Linked DNA regions of Mus musculus: region 1 is linked to region 2. A link is a loop called in an ENCODE intact Hi-C map of the cell type or tissue named here. Cell type or tissue: heart. All regions are shown on one strand. Each heading gives the region's core, and the rest is flanking DNA. Links, peaks and the distances in the headings are about the cores only.

What was found. Peaks named below come from ENCODE experiments on the same cell type or tissue, not always from the same donor. Only the 100,000 strongest peaks of a DNase experiment are listed, where the experiment ranks them.
Region 1: a loop joins it to region 2, with 2.7 times the contacts of the local background. A loop is called at or near these places in 1 of 42 quality-filtered maps.

The regions. Positions count from the first base shown.
Region 1 is chr7:51,827,722-51,836,329 of GRCm38, reverse strand. No RefSeq gene overlaps it. Among named protein-coding and RNA genes, the nearest start is that of Fancf, 30 kb to the left of the region's middle. In heart, for the core only: no CTCF peak of the experiment used is centred there; no DNase peak of the experiment used is centred there.
Region 2 is chr7:51,873,836-51,882,443 of GRCm38, reverse strand. It overlaps Gas2 (growth arrest specific 2), which reads right to left and starts at 3,477. Exons shown (of 8, transcript NM_008087.3): 1 at 3,074-3,477. In heart, for the core only: no CTCF peak of the experiment used is centred there; a DNase peak (open chromatin) is centred at 3,013; H3K4me3 peaks cover 912 bases; H3K27ac peaks cover 676 bases.

The DNA.
Region 1 (8,608 bases), core at 1,924-6,923, 47 kb after region 2:
AGAAAAAGAAAATTCAAAGCCAGAGGCCTGGAACCTGGACAACTTAGCAGGAACAGGGGTTCTTAATATTAGATATTTTGAATATCACATATTTAATTATGATTTATAACAGTAGCAAAATTACAGTTATGAAGTAACAACTAAATAATTTTATGGTTGGGGGTCACCAAACCATGAGTAACTATATTAAAGGGTCATAGCAGCTAAAAGAAGCCAAGCAAAAGTGGTGAGTGGGAATATGGAAAGTGATTCATGTGATAATCAGAAACAGGTTCGGACTCCTATTAGACAATTGGACAGAATCAAAGTGGCTATCTAGTATAACGTGTGCTGTATTAAGTTCTGAGGAGGTATGGAGGTCAACAGAGAGCAGTAGGAAAAGCAGACATGAATTCAGACGTTCAGTCTTAGCTTCACTAAACCTTGCCACTTGGTGATCTCAGGATATACTTGAACCCTTTGGTCTTTGAATTTAGATAAAATGGTAGTGATAAAAATATAATAACAATGTCCCTCATTGAGGAGTGGAAAATTTACAAGTACCAGAATTAACTTACAAGAGAGATTTCTTGGCGTATAGAAGAAGGCTAAGAACAACTGTGTTCTAAGCACCACATTTAGTGCTGTGCACATAGTTCTTTACTTAAGTATTAATCCAACTTTTCATTCTTCATTTTATAGCATATGACATCAATAGATGAAAATAATGCAAAACAATTTAAAACTGAACTTATCTGAAATGGTGTGGTAGTTTGAGTGACAGCACACCTGCCCCAGGCTCAGGAATCTGAATACTTGGTCCCTAGTGTGTGGCACTACATGGTGAGATGGTGCAGCCTTGCTGGAGTAAGTGTGTCCCCGGGGGTGGCTTTTGAAGCTCATAGATCCATCCTATGTCTAGTTTGCTCTTTTGCTTCACGTTTGTCTTTGAAAAGGCTCCCTCAGCTTTCTAGCCCTGCAACCACGTCTGCTGCTTGTTCCTCACCCTGATAGACTCTTAGCCCTCTCCAAACATGAGCTGGAAAAATAAACATTATTCATAAAACATATTTCCTTAGAAAATGAATACAAGTATTTTCTTTTTACACTAAACACACTCCCGCAGTGTACTGTGATTCTTCAGTTCACACTTAGCTATCTGGTGAGCTTTTGGTTGATCCATATCTTTTTCCACTCACCTTACTGGATCATAAACTCTGAGACTACAGCCTATTTTCCTTTCTGATTTATCGTTGATTGACACATTACATAGAACAGAGTGATGAGGCCTTCACCCATACATACTAATCATCTGAAGGAAGATACTGTGAAGGGCATGATGAAGAGTAGATCTGAGTCATCTTTGCAGTGGAAATAGAGGACAGACATGCACGCGGCTTTGTGATCAAGAGCTGCCTTTACTAGTTAAGTCTCCCTTGAACTTCACTGTGAGCTTATGAGGATGCCTTCCCAGAGAACACTGTCTTTCATGAATAAAGCCAATTATATTTTACCTGTCATGTTAATGCTGTCATACTAGCAGTATGCAAATGTGACCTGCATGCCAGATATATGTAATTATGATATATGCAAATGTGATATATGCAAATATGATCTATAAGTCTGGCATATGATATGCTGATCCTGAAAGACAGGATGTACAATCTTAGTATGCGACTCCTTCAAAGAATGGAAAGGACAATGTACCCTGAGTCCTTATAGGTGTCACAGACCACCTTTATTTGGATTCTGATAGCGCATTATACTAAACTAAGAGATAAAAGATGAAAACTTTGTACTGGCTAGTTTTGTATCAACTTGACACAGCTGGAGTTATCACAGAGAAAGGAGCTTCAGTTGAGGAAATGCCTCCATGAGATCCAACTGTAAGGCATTTCCTCAACTAGTGATCAAGGGGGAAAGGTCCCTTGTGGGTGGGATCATCTCTGGGCTGGTAGTCTTGGGTTCTATAAGAGAGCAGGCTGAGCAAGCCAGGAGAAGCAAGCCAGTATGGAACATCCCTCCATGGCCTCTGCATCAGCTCCTGCTTCCTGACCTGCCTGAGTTCCAGTCCTGACTTCCTTTAGTGATGAACAGCAATTTGGAAATGTAAGCTGAATAAACCCTTTCCTCCTCAATTTGCTTCTTGGTCATGATGTTTGTGCAGGAATAGAAACCCTGACTAAGACACCTGTCCTCAAAATACTTCACCTCCTTAGGAGAGAAAGCATTATTCTAAGTCAGGTTATAATACATGAGCCATGCTTTTATATATTGTGAATCCAAAAGAGAAAGCAGATTTTGATATAAAAATATTTATGGAGTCCTAGATGGTGAACCTTTGAATGATAACAAAACACAAGAGGCATATGTTTTCTATTCATTGTGTGTAATCCTGTTTCTAATAAATAATCTATAGTATTGGATATCCTACACAGAATTCATGGCATGTAGATATTGAGAGCATGTGTGTTGATCCAGGTCCTCAATTTGGGGTGTGTCTTTGCAGCTAAGTGAAGCAGTAGGGTGTAGGTTACTAATGAAGTATTTGTGTTTATGTAAAATGAAATTGCTTTATGTATGTGTAACATGGCTTGTTGCAAGTCTCCTAAACGTTGTTTCTCACGAGTCAAAATGCGAATAATTCTGTTTTTATTCACTTATGCATTTTGTGTGTTTGAGTGTTTTGCTCTATATTTGTGCACCACATGAATACAATGCCCACGGCTAGAACAGGCTATCAGGTACCCTGGAACTGGAGTTTCTGATTACTCTGAACCATCATGTGGATCCTGGAAACACAACCCAGGTCCACCATAAAAGCAATAAATGTTTTAGCTACTGAGACATCTCTCCAGGTGTGTACATGATTTTTTTAAAAAAAAAAAAAACAACATTTAGGTTTCTAAATTAAACTAAACTAAAAAGCAAGCTATGTATTTGCTTACATTTATTTATCTGAACAATGATTTTGTTTTTTGTTTTTTGTTTGGTTTTTTTTTTTTTTTGAGTTAGAGACTCATGCACCTCAGGCTAGCATGTAATTTACTGCATAGCCAATGATGATGACCGTGAAACCTCTGCATTATGCCCCCTAGAGCTGCAATTATATGTATGTACCACCATACCAGTTCAAGTGTCACTACAGTTGGAACTTAGGGCTTTGTGCCTGCTAGGCAGGTAGGCTGCTAACTGAACCACATCCTCAGCCCCATATAAACATTTTTTCTGATCATTTTCCATCTACCCTGCACTAAAATAATGGCATTAACATGGCAATCATACTGCTTACAGCAGAAAGGAGGCATGTTGACAGAGTGACCACTTGCATGATCCTAGGGTTAGTCACAGAACCTCGAGCTAGCCACTCAACATAGTAGCCTCTCCGGTGACCCTGCATTCATATAAGACTAGAGAAAAGTAGAGAGTTATTAAAACATGATGATTTGGTGATGGCAAGAAAATTAAACAGCTGCAGCAAAATGAGCCGTGGACTCTGGGGAGAATCTAACCTGTGTCCACAACAAGGCTCTGCTACTTTGTTGGAAAAGCAACATAACTCATTAGGTAAATTTGCTGTGGTCCATAGTGTTCTGCAGAAGGCCGGCTCACACCTGCTGAGTACTGCAACCACGGGATAATAAGGAACTTTCATCATGAAGATTGCTGATCTATCAATTTACTCCAGAAGCCGTTTAGAGTCGTATTCGCTGTTTCATTTGGTTTGATGAAAATGTAAAACCCAATATGTAAAGAATTATGAGTTCATTTTTTATTTTTTTCATTTTCAGTAGACTTTCAGCACATAATAATTCATGATGCATTTCCTTCTAATTAAACTGGACTCAAATTTCAGCCAAAGCAGAGAGAACACCCTTACTATTTTATTTTAATTACAACTGGACAGAACCTTAGCTTTTTTTCCCTTGTAGACTGGGGACTAGGTCCAGAGGGTTACCAGGAAGGACAATGGCTGTTTTTATTTAAATGGAAAGTTCTTGTTGGTGACCTTGTTCTATAATATTTTTTATGTGTGTGCAATTTATGCCTTTTCCTGAGGAGTTAGGACTGCACACTGTGGGGTTTCTCCCTGGAGACCTGTTCTCCTGGCCGGGTTGGTATGACAGGTTTAGGCATTAAATAGCGTTAAGCTTGTCAGAGAAAGGTTATTAAAAAATGTCCCTGCCTTTCAGGCTCCGTGCTCAGTAGGAGACCAAATGCTGTCCTCTGGGGCCGTCTTTCTATTTAGTCATGTCATTTGGCTCTTTGCCTATAGCAAAAAGTGAGACACCATCTGTTATTTCTCACTAATGGCCGTCGGCTCTGAGCTTGCCTGGCTCTCTGCTCACCCGTTTCCCACCAATGGCTGGACACAGTCTCACTAGCAGATTCTCTGCAGACAAGTGTGCTTTATTATTAATGGGCATAGAGAGGGAGCGGTGCTTAAAGAATCTAAAGCACAGTTTAGATTTAAGCTATTGTTTTTACTGTGTGACCGCTGTGAAATCTGTATCTTTTGTTTTTGTGGGAGTGTGATTGGGATTTTATGTGGGAATAGCCATTTGCTGATTATGACACTTACTCATATTAATTGAAGGCACCTGTAGTCAACATTTTATTCGTGGGAAGTCACATAAATAGATATTAATATTCCTTCCTTCTAGATAAGCCAAAAACTTAATGAAGTTATTTTACTTGTTAAATGCCGCAGAAGCTGAATGGTTTGACTAACCCAAGCCTTCCGTGGGAGCTGAACCTTCAACCCCTTCGCCATCAGCTCTTCACAAAGCCTGTTCACCCATGTAACCACCAACTCTTCACAATGTGTTCAACCACCAAAACACCAGCTCTTCCCAAAGCCGGTCAGGCTATTGGGATTCTGATTTGAAACCTAGACTTAAAAAGCCAATATACCCCGGAGCTCTTGACTCTAGCTGCATATGTATTAAAAGATGGCCTAGTCGGCCATCACTGCAAAGAGAGGCCCATTGGACATGCAAACTTTATATGCCCCCGTACAGGGGAACGCCAGGGCCAAAAAGTGGGAGTGGGTGGGTAGGGGAGTGGGGGGAGGGTATGGGGGACTTTTGGGATAGCATTGGAAATGTAAATGAGCTAAATACCTAATAAAAAATGGAAAAAAAACCAATATATGCTAGGAGCAAATTATCTCTTCGGAGATTTTCTATGTTGGCATTTATTTAAAGTGACAATATATTTCCTTTTAAATTTATTTTTTAACTGGGTCTTGTCTCATATATTACATGCTAACCACAATTTTTCCTCTCTCCTCTCCACCCAGTGTCTCTCCTTCTCCCCATCCTCCTCCCCTCTCTCCTCATCTGCTCCTCCTCCATTTCCCTTCGGATTAGCGCAACCATGGCATATCAAGTTGCAGTAAGAAGAGACACTTCCCCTCATATTAAGACTGGGTGAGGCAACCCAGTAAGAGGAAAGGGGTCCCCAAAGCAGGCAAAAAGAGTAAGAGACAGCTTCCATTCCCACTAATATATAAGAGGACATATTTTCTATTCAGCTTCAGGAACTACCAAGTACTTGGCTGCCTTTGCTGTCTGCCTGCTAAATATTGTTCTAAGCTTAACACAAACAGACTCCAAGCCCAAGGACAACCCTAAAGTTCAGCTCTCAAGCCAGGTACTTGCAAGCAGCAACCGTTTAAAAAAACATGGACATTGATACCAGTTTACAACCAGGACATATATTTTTGTTATAAATATTCAAAAAGTACCAGTGCTTTTGCAAGCAAGTTGTTATATAGCCACAAAGAATTTTTTAAAAACTTGAAACAGTGCCTTGCTCCATAGCCCAGGCTTGCTTCAAGTTCCATATTAGCTCTGGCTAGCTTCGGCCTTCTTCTTCTTCTGCCTCAGCCTCCCACATGCTGATATTATCGGTTTACACTTTCATGCTCTTCAACAGGCAGTGCGAACCAGGCTAGACCCTTCGTAATGACTTCAGCTAGGAAGACACATTTTGTGGTTGAATGTATAACACCATTGTATGCTTTAAAAAAACCCTTTTTGTTTGTTTGTTGTTTGTTTGTTTGTTTGTTTGTTTTACTTCTGGCTGATAACATTACAAATTTTGAAATAGCGAAATGACAAGAATAATATTAAAAAATAAATTTCACTTTCTTTGTAAATCTCGAAGAACAATAAAAAGGATTCCACAAGGGTTTGCTGTAGCCAATGCAGGACTGAAATGACGCTTTTCCTGTACTGTTGGCAGTCAGGGAGTTTTAAAAATTGTTTCATTACACAGCATGTCATATTCTCAGTAAGTTAATACTATTGAACAAAAAGGCTCGTTTTCAAACATTTTTCAAAAGCACGGCCTTAAAAATGTATGGGTCTTTTTGGTACAAAAACATAAACAAGTCATTTTGGTTTTAATATTTAATCTCAGTCATAAATGTCTGCAAATCTAATGTTTATGTGTTTTTTAACAGCAGTTTAAAATGGAAATTGGTTTTGCAGTTATCACATAGTTATTTTTCTCCTATGTCTTGAAGAAGACTCGGAGAGTATATTATCTGTGCATTCCAGAGACTTCTCAAGTTCTCCACACTCCTCCATTTCCCTGGGGAGAGCCTGTCTTCACTCCTCCAGTTGTCCCAGGCCAGTGTTCACAAGCTTCCTTTATCTCACCCTTTCTTTCTTCTCCAAAAGCCATTAACTGCCATCTCTTCTACATTTTTTTCCTCCAAGCCATACCTTCTAAGGGGCCATTCCCCATCTCACCTTGTATACCCAATGGCCACCATTATCTGCCATTGCCTTTGTTCCATCGCGGGAGGTAGCTTCCCAGCTGACTCTCAGTGGTCCATCTCCACATTTAGGACAGAACAATCTTCATAAAATACAAACTGGGTTTTGTAAATCAGCTCCTCATATAACCTCACAGGTTCTCCACAAGGAACAATGAAATTCCCCCTCTCTGTTGGGCTTTTAAGACCTTTGTGATCTGGCTCCTGCCTGTATCTCTCGATGTCTCTAAGCTTTAATAGCAGTGGCCTGCTGTCAGCTTCCTGAACTCTGGAACATTATTGTGTGAGTGTTTTCTATCTTTTTCCCTTTTCTGGAGTGTCATGATTTAAATGAGTGTCTCTGAGACTGCAATTAATCTATTCTCTCGCAAAAGCACTCTAGCTTTATCACATACAGATATACACTTAAATCTGTAATGAAAGATTTCTTACCCAGGGTCTGTGGTACATTGTCCTGGAAAGAGGCTGGTGCAGAATGTGTCTCAACTCTAAAGGTGACCTTCCATGTCCCTGCTTCTGTGGATCATCTAATATACCCTGTGTTGCTTTCTCTCACATTAGATCAGAGTTGGTCTATAGTGACAGCCAGAAAACCCATTGCAGTTTTTTTCTGTCTCTTTGTGGATCACTCACTCTGAGGAAAGCCCATTGCCAAGCCATGGCCACTCCTATGAAGAATCTCACACAGCTCAGGACTAAGTTTTTTCTGCTATAATCTGTAGAGAATTTCATGAGCTCTCTTATCTAAACCAGTAGTGAGAGGTCTGTGATGTGATGTGTTTCCTCTAGCTTCCAGCTACAACTCTCTCAACTGAAAGCTCTCTTGGATCTCTGTGTGACCTTGAACCAGAGTCACTCAGCCTACTGATGTTTAGATTCCCCATCTTGACTTCAGCAAAGGCTATTTGTCATTTTAAATTCTAAGCCTTTAGACAATTATTTGTTATAGAAATGAACAAGTTCTACAGACCAGCATCTGTGAGCTAAAAGGACTAAGAATCCTCGGTACTTACACTGCTCATCCCGTGGTCACCCTCTATCAACATAGATTAGAGATGTGTGTTTGGCAGGTGAGTCATCTGCGAAGAGCAAAACTTATTTTTATTATTAAATACTCAAACCACACCTACCCAGTGATGGAATACAATACAATATTTTTAAAAGGTTTCCTGTTTAAAGGGAAGTTTGCCTTTTTCTGTAGGTTAAAGTGAATATACAAGGTAGAGAAGCTTCGGTCCACAGAAAGGCAATGAGGGTCATCTTCAAGGATCTCTGGTACTGGTGGCTTATTTGCTAAGAAGGGAAAAGGAATCTTAGGTTATGTGAGACTTTCAAAGAAGTTCTGTAGAGGACAAAACATGAAAACACTGCATTCATGGGAAGGTATTTGTTTTTCCTCTTTCAACAAAATTTAGGCTTGTGTCTCTTATGATATAAGAGTTGAGGAAAAGAGAACTCCAGGCTTTTCTAGGTCCTCAATGAATAAAGACTTTATAAGCACCCCCCATGTGTGTGTTTGTGTGTTATGTATGTCTGTCTCTAAGTCTGTCTGTCTGTGAAAGAGAGAAAAGGGGGGAGTGTTTGTGTGTGATTTGTGTGGACACTGATCATGAAGTTTTTGTTTTCAAAACAAAACAAGATAACCTTATGCAGCTATGAAGAACATCTTGACTCTTCACAATGTGTCATTAATAATAATAATAGTAGTAGTAGTAATAATAATAATTAATAATAATAGTACCTCTAGCACTTCTGCCTTATTTAAAACCGTAGAGCCAAAGGGAATGAATTAGACTAAAAGAATGGGTGCCTCAAAGTAGAGTCATTCTGTCTGCACATACA
Region 2 (8,608 bases), core at 1,133-6,132:
CAATGTTCTGAATGCAAAATCCTTGCTGTTGCCATTTTTTCATTTTATTAAAAACAGATTTATTTGTCATACAATAAATCCTGATTACATATCCCTGTCCTCCTCCTCTTCTCAGTTACTTCCCACTTGCCCTCCTATTCACACCCACTACTTTTCTGCCTCTCATTAGAACACCGCTATTATTATTGGGTCGTATTTTAATTTGGTTTGATTCTGTAGCCCAGTCTGTGCCAACTCACTATGGAGCCATCTTGGGCTAAACTCTAAAGCGTTCCTGCCTCAGTCTCCCAGGTGCTGGCATCACATGTCTGTACCTCTATTCCAAGTTATAAATGTGAAACCTCAATTCAAGAGCCCAATCAGAAAATAAAGTCCACAATTTAAACATAAAAGCAGTCTCAGATATTGTAATAGAGCTATAACCTCTGTCGGGAACCAAATCAAAATAAATTGAAAAAGTATCAGGCAAAATAATATACAGCTTTAGTTACATAACTGGAGAATAGACTCCATAAGCCCTTAGAAAAGTTGAGAAGTGGAATTCTCAAATACTCCTAAGAGACTGGTGGCCTAGGAAGATATTTTGCCCAAAGTAATGGGGTATTCAGGCATTAAACCTCCATACCTTTCTTGTACCCAGTCTCTGTTGCTAACTCTTTAGGTATCTTTTTTACTAATAGCCAGATAATGACTTATCTTGGATAAAACAATCACACACACACACACACACACACACACACACACACACTGACACAAAACATGCACACACACATACAATTCTTTCTCAAGACAAAATATTTCTGGCAGTTCAAATTTCTTACAAGTCATTGTTATAAAAATCCTACTTAACTATTCTTCCAGACAATGAAGCACAGATTTTTAGACCTCTGCCAGATTAAGCTGAAACACAATTTGAGTAGAAAACCATCTAAAGTCATTATGTGGAAACTGTTACGGCTCACATCAAAAGTTTATATAACTCAATTTGGCAAGCACTTACTTTGTGAGAAGATTTACATATTGTTTATAACATAAACTTATATTTTAACTCAAATATAGCAATGAACTATCAGAATTCCACATTTTCTTCAGATATATATGCAACACATAAATATATTTGCGTGCAATATTATATATATGTAATGTGTGTGTGTGTGTGTGTGTGTGTGTGTGTGTGTGTGTGTGTGTGTTATGTATTTCACATAACAAAAAGGGAATAGAAACATCTCAGGTGAATTACCCTGAAAACATCTAATACATGAAGTCACCACACACCTTAGCCCACCTTGGCAGAAGATACTTCTAGTCTCCCTCCTGGTCTTTCCTCTAGTCAAACGACATTGATTGGAAAACTTGTGTGAGAGTTCAAGAAAAATTAAATAAACTGGCTCTTTTTGGGGACACAATATCAAAATCACAAAAACACAAAAATAATGGTACAATTTCTACAGAAATTTTAATCGAAACTTCCTAGAAACACACCAGATATTTTAACCAGCTCAGGTCTTCACAAGGTTCTGTGAACTGGCACAACCCTCCACTTCTGAACAATAGTTCAAAAAGGCATGTTTCTGCAGATAAAATTAAGCCCTGAAATTTTGCCACATCTTCAAACTCAAAAAGTTTAATTAGTGATTGGTATCAAGCTTGGTGCCATGCTAGAAAACTTAAGGAGAGGGGCCAATCACAAGTCCTTTGACTCTGGTGACTTCTGCCATGTAGATTTCTTTCCCAGCAAAGCATAGTCCAATGCACAAAGTAGGGTCTCACAGATAAAATGAAGAGCTGTACGTAAAGCTCAGTGGCACACAGATGAAACCCAAGCTATCTTTCCTGGTCAGAAACTTCTCAGGCAGCCCGCAGCACAGGTTCCGAGGTGCATAGGTGCACAGGCAAGGCACCGTGGCCCTGCCTTGGTTCCTCCAGCTCTTACCTTCTCTTAAGCAGTCAGAACCTGAACACCCATGTTGGAAAGGACGACCACCACACTCTCCACAGCTAGAGCAGGGCATTCCTTGAAGAAGGACTCATTGATAGAAGCCAAAGACAAGCTAGGCAAATCAGTCGGGAGCTGTAGTTACGAGCACAAAACTAAGAAGTTGTTTGGGAAAAGCAGCAATGACCACAGAGTTTGTTCTCAGCCCTGCCTCTCAGAGTCCCTTGGGACAGGTGGGAAGGAAAGGAGGACTTCCTGTGCCTGGCGGATGCTCCCAACCTGTCTGAGCCTTTATTTAACACCATGAGGCCAAATGAGTGTCCCTCTGAACACAGGATCTTATTTCCTTTACATAAAATCTCCTATGAACAAATCATCAAACTTTGTTAAGAGAGGTTTAGGGTGGTGGGTAGGGAGTCGATAAAAACAAAGATGAAGATAAAGAAAATGGAAAAAGCAAAGACTGTAATTTAAAAATAGTAATTGGTAGAAAAAACCCACCCCACCTCTATGTGTATTAGAATACAGAAAACAGAATGTTAGGCGCTGAGTTTGCTCTCATTCTAATCCCACACTAGGAACTCACTCGGGATGTCTGGACCAAGTCAATTCTTTAGAGTTGATATAATTTAATTTTCCAGTGTAATTAATACAAAAAATTAATAAGTTGGCTCCTTTGCTCCCTAAACAGTTTCAGACTCCAGTCATATCAGGCTAGGCTAAAACAAGACACCAGGTCGAAATACAAAATTCTAGATAAATTTAACGTTTGTTCACACACAAATGAAGGTTCAACTCTACCCAATTCTTTCACCAAAACAGTCACCCCAAATTGCATCACAACCTCTCCTTCCTCTGCCCCCATTAAGTCAAAAGGTCAGGAAGTGTGAATAAGACCGCCAAGCTCCCAGTGTCCCCTCCCCCCATAACCGCAGAGCATGCATAGCGTTACAGGCTCGCTTGAGCATCACGCATGTGTACATTTACGTCCAAACGCTAATGAGGCTTCCTCACTTCCGCCCCTGGTTGGCTGAGCGGTCCCAGAGGGCTTCTTGTACTGCTCAACAATAGGGATGGAAGGGTGGAAGCTGTTTCTTGGGTACCAGGAGGTCCCCCACTACAGTGAGCACGGCTCACCCTTCCTGGTGGTGCTGGTGATGCTGCTGCTGCTGCTGCTGCTGCTGCTGCTGCGGGTGTTGCTTCCAGGTCCCTCCCCCGCTCCTGACTGCAGTAGAAGCTGGGCTCCCCTCCTGGCTGCGTGCTCACCCAGCCAGCTGCTCCCTGCGACTCAGCTCAGCAGCACCCGCGCTCTGGTGTGTACCCCTGAGGCTCCTCCAGATGCGGGTCCTGTGGCCCTGGCTCCCCACAGCCCAGCAGCACGGTGGCGGCAGCTGTGGCCGCACCGCCCCTCTTCATACTTCTGTGATGGCTCCTCTTGGTGCTGTTTGGGAAAATGATTTTAAGCCCTCACGCCAGAAACAGCTTTCCTACATTTCATCAGTCCACACGGACCAAGAGGAAGTAAAACGCTTACTTTTTTTTTTCCCCCTTGCTGGACAGCAAATGTGGTTGACACTGATTTACCCTTCAAATGGGAGAGATTGTATTACAAGCCCTTGGCAGCAATTCCGAGTTGGGGCCAAGCTCCAGCCCCTTGCCTGTCCCCCAAACACTAAGCTAAGACAGAGGGGTGGGGAGCTGGGAGGATATCATATTTAACTTCAGGAGTTTTAACAGTCAATGACTTTAGCACAATGTTAAAATTGGGTGTTGGAAAGTTTTTCTTTCCTGACCTGTGAGTTTGCACACTCAGTGGCATGAGCTTTCTAGTAACTTGGGCCAGTGTTCATTACAAATAGAAGAATGTGATGTCTTAAAATTCTGTTTAAATATCATAGTTTAGAAGGGCTATCTGCACCCAGGGCTTTTTCTACTTTAGGAAGGAAATGTGATTGTGCCCTTCCTTCTCTCAGGCATAGTTCAGTGTTGTGTTGAACATCACAGACAATTCACCCCAACTGCTTGTGTCAAGTTATGAAATTTAAAATGAAAAGCTTTGCAAGAAGTGGACAGATGTTGGACTGTCTGGTTCACCTCTGAAGGACAGAAGCCTCTAGCTGAGTGTTGGGTTTCAACTTCCCAGAGTCTGCTTCAAGGGATCTCCTTGTGTATGTCTGCATCTAGCCTGCTTGACTGCAGTACACAGGTACTCGCTGATCCCTAGATACTAGGTTAAAATGGAATGAATCTTGGGAAGAGAAACCCATTGGTACTGTAAACTTTATATGCCCCAGTACAGGGGAACACCAGGGCCAAGAAGTGGGAGTGGGTTGGTAGGGGAGCAGGGCTGGGGGAGGGTATAGGGAACTTTCGGGATAGCATTTGAAATGTAAATAAAGAAAATATCTAAGAAAAAGAAAAAGGAAAAAAAAAAGGAATAAGTCATACTCACATCTCTTACCAGAGAACAACAAAACCAACAAAATATACCCACAAATCTACAACAGCAAAGAAAGGCAGACCACGTTACCTGCCAGTGAAAGTGCATTCCACATTTATTATTGTTGCCATCTGGAGGGTTACTTGCTCTAAAATATTCAGAAATGGTACCAATTATTTGCATCCAGTGACAGTGCAAACAAAAAGAGAAAGACAATGGAAAGACTTAGGCTAGTCATGCTTTTCATTTCTGTTATATTTCCTATTGCAACTGTTGGCTCCAGAGTTCCCCTTAGCATACCCAAAGGAGAAAAGGATCATTCCTCAAATTGAAAATGAACAGTATCTAAAACTGACCTACATAAAGAACAGGAAAGAAAGGGAGGGAGGGAGGGAGGGAGGGAGGGAGGGAGGGAGGGAGGGAGGGAGGGAGGGAGGGAAAAGAGAACAGACAAAACTTGGTGAACTGGCACGCATAACCATGAGGAAGATCATTTCTCAGTTTGACCTGGTTTTAATTTTCATAGAACTCTCCTCCACAAGGCATTTTGAATTTCTGAACCTGCGCACTTTACAAAAACCTTTATATTCTTAGTAATTTTGTACCGTCAAAACATCATCATCATCATCCAAAGACTTAAAATATGTTTTCCAGGAGATATCCCGGGAGTTCAAAGAGTTTACCACCTTGGACTTTAAAAAGCTTACTTATATTTTATCTTCCCTTAGATAAAAATAGGTCTCATTATTCATTACTTCCATTATAAATAGGGAGTTGAGATGTTTTTGCTGACTTGAGGAGAAATGCTAAAGAAATAAAAGGAGGCTTTTGAGGGCAGTGAAGCAGCCCAATCACACACACTCACACCTCCCCATGGTCCAGCCTTCCCATTTCTAAGCTTTAAATTATGCAGCATGCCAGTCTCTGCCCTTCAAGGCAGATCTAGTATAAAAATACAAGAAGCAACGGGGAACTTATATTTTCTTCCTTGCATTCTTTACAGTTGAGCTAAATATTCTTTTGGTGATGAAAATAGAGCACAGGAGTTCCAAAGATGCATTTTGGAGGCTAGCTGTGGTTGTTGTTTCCCTTTTATTGTAGATAATTTTTTTCTCTGACAATATATATTCATTAGAGTCTCCCCTCCCTCTGCTTCTTGTAGTTCTTCCGCATCTACCCTCCCATCCAAATGCACCCTTCCTGTCTCTCACTCCAAAACAGGCTTCTCAGGGACTATAATATAAATCATCACATCAGAATAGGGCAAACTAAACAGACAGAAAGAAACAAGCCCAAGAAAGTGGTTTAAAAATCAGAGACCCGCTCGTTCACATTCAAGAACCTTATAGAAACAGTAAACTGAAAGCCATAGTATACACACAAAGGACCTGTATGTTATAGAGAGAAGAAAATATGGCAAAAAATAGTTTTTAAAAAAGAAAAGCTGACATGACACCAGCTCAACTTCACCACATTTAGTGAGTTGTGTAAGTGTTGTCTTAAGCAATGGAGCCTTGCCATCAATTTGTAGAGAGCCATCTTGTCAACAGTATAGGTTGCATAAGGGTTCCCATGGGACCCTTTTGGCCAACAGCTCAAATAGATGTAATCCAATCCCAGTGCTGGAAGCTTTGTTTGATGAAAAGAGATGGCAATTTGGGGCTCTGTTTCCCCCATTATTTGAGGATTTCATTTAGATAACCTTCATATGTATATATTTTAGGACATCTCTACTGTATTATATTTCCAAACTACCCCTCAAATGGCCCTTAATTTTAGCTTTCTCTTCTGGTATTCCTTCCCTCTTTTCTCTCTTCCCTCCACCTCTGCACTTAATCTTTCCAGTCTCCCACCCTATCCATCCATGACTATCTGTTCTATTTCCCTTTCCTAGAGAGTTGTATCTGCCCCACTCCCCTGATTCCCTTACTGTATATCCAATCTCTGTTCCATAGATTATTTGCAGGTTATCACTGACTTAACAACTAATATCCACATATAAGGGAATATATGCCATATTTGTTTTCCTGAGTCTGGATCACCTCCCTCAGGATAATTTGTTCTAGCCCCATCAAGTTACATGTTGTCTTAGCAAGTGTTTCCATTGCTATGAAGGTATAGCATAACCAAGGTAATCTTATAAAGGGAAACATCTTATTTGGGTTGGCTTATAGTTTCAGAGGTTCAGTCTACTGTCATCATGGTGGGACACACAGCAACATGCAGGTAGACATAGTACTAAAAGAGCGGAGAGTTCTACATCTTGCTCCAAGGGCAGCCAAGAGGAGGCTCTTATCGGAACTGGGCAGAGCTTAAGCCTCAAAGCTCACCCCCACAGTGACACACCTACTCCAACAAGGCTACACTTTCTAATAGTGCTACTTCCCATGGGCCAAGCATTTTCAAACCAACGTACAAGTGAATCCCATGATCTCATTTTTTAATGGTTGTAATACTCTATTTTGTAAATATAACACATGTCCCTGTCAATTCTTCCACATTCTTACAAGCAAAAGTCACTTGTTTTATGAACCTTAGCTATTCTGATGGGTGTGAGATAAAATATCACAGTAGTTTTGCATTTTCATGGTGAATGAGAATGTTGAACATTTCTTTAAGTGTTTCTCAGGCATTTGAGATTCTTCTATTGAGAATTCTGTTTAGAAGTATAGCCCACTTTTTAGCTGGTTATTTACTGTCTTGATATCTAGTTTTTTAAGTTCTTTAAATAATTTGGATTATAGCCATTTATCAGAAGTGTAGTTGGTAAAAATCTTTCCCCATTCTGTAGGCTGCCTCTTTGTTCAAATGACAGTGTCCTTTGCTCTGCAGCTTTTCAGGTTCATGAGCCATTTATTGTTGATCTCAGTACCTGTGCTAATGGTGTTCCATCCAGAAAGCCTTCACCTGTGCCAATGAGTTCAAAGTTACTCCCCACTTTCTACTCTATCAGATTCACTGTATATCCATCTATGTTAAGGCTTTGGTCCATTTGGAGTTGAGGTTTGTGAAAGGTGTTAAGTATGGATCCATTTGGATTGTTCTATATGCAGCCATGCAGTTTACCTAGCACCACTTGTCGAAGATGTTATCTTTTCATTCCATTGTGTATTTCTGGCTTCTTCATATAAAATCAGGTGTCCATAGGTGAGTGGATTTATATCTGGGTCTCCAATTCAATTCCACTGGTCACAGTGACTGTTTTAATGTCAATACCATACTGTATCTATTGTTATAACTCTATAGTACAATTTGCAATTGGGGATGTTGATACATCAAGCAGTTCTTTTACTATTCATGATTGTTTTAACTATCCTGGGTATTGTGTTTCCATATGAAACTGAAATTTTCCCATTCAAAATGTACAAAGAAATTTGTTCAAATTTTGATGGGGATTTCAATGAATCTGTAGACTGCCTTGCTAGGTTATCCAATTTTACTATGTTAATCCTCCCATCCCATGAGCATAGAAGATCTTTCCATCTTCTGTTATCTTCTCCAAATTCTTTCTTCAATGTCTTAAAGTTTTATCATACAAGTCTTTCACTGGCTTGGTTAGGTACCCCAAGTTATTTTATACCACTTGAGTCTATTGTAAAAGGTGTTAGTTCCCTGATTTCTTTCTTAATCTATTTGTCATTTGTAGGCTACTGATTTCTGTGAGTTAATTTAGTATATAGTTACTTTGCTGGAAGTGTTTTATCAGCTGTGGAAATTTCCTGAGAGAATTTTTTAAGGGTCATTTTTGTATTCTATCATGCTATCTACAAATAAAGATACTTTGACATCTTCCTTTCCAATTTTTATCACTTGGTAAACTTCAGTGGTCTTAGTTGTTCTCACTAAGACTTCAAGTACTATATTGAAAAAGTATGGAGAGAGTAGACAACCTCGCCTTGTTCCTGATTTTAATGAAATTTCTTTGAGTTTCTCTCCATTTATGTTGATATTTGCTATAGGCTTGCTACAAACTGTCTTTATTATGTTGAGTATATCTCTTGTATCTCTAATCTCTTCAGGGATTTTATGATGATGGGGTACCTGAATTTATCAGAGGGCTTTTCTGCATCTACAGAGACATTCATGTGGTTTCCATCTTGCAATTTGTTTATGTGCTGGGTTACATATAGTGATCTATGTATACTGAACTATCCCTGTATCTATAGGACAAAGCCTACTTGATCATAGTAGATGTTCTTTATGGTGTGTTCTTGGATATCTTTTACAAGTGT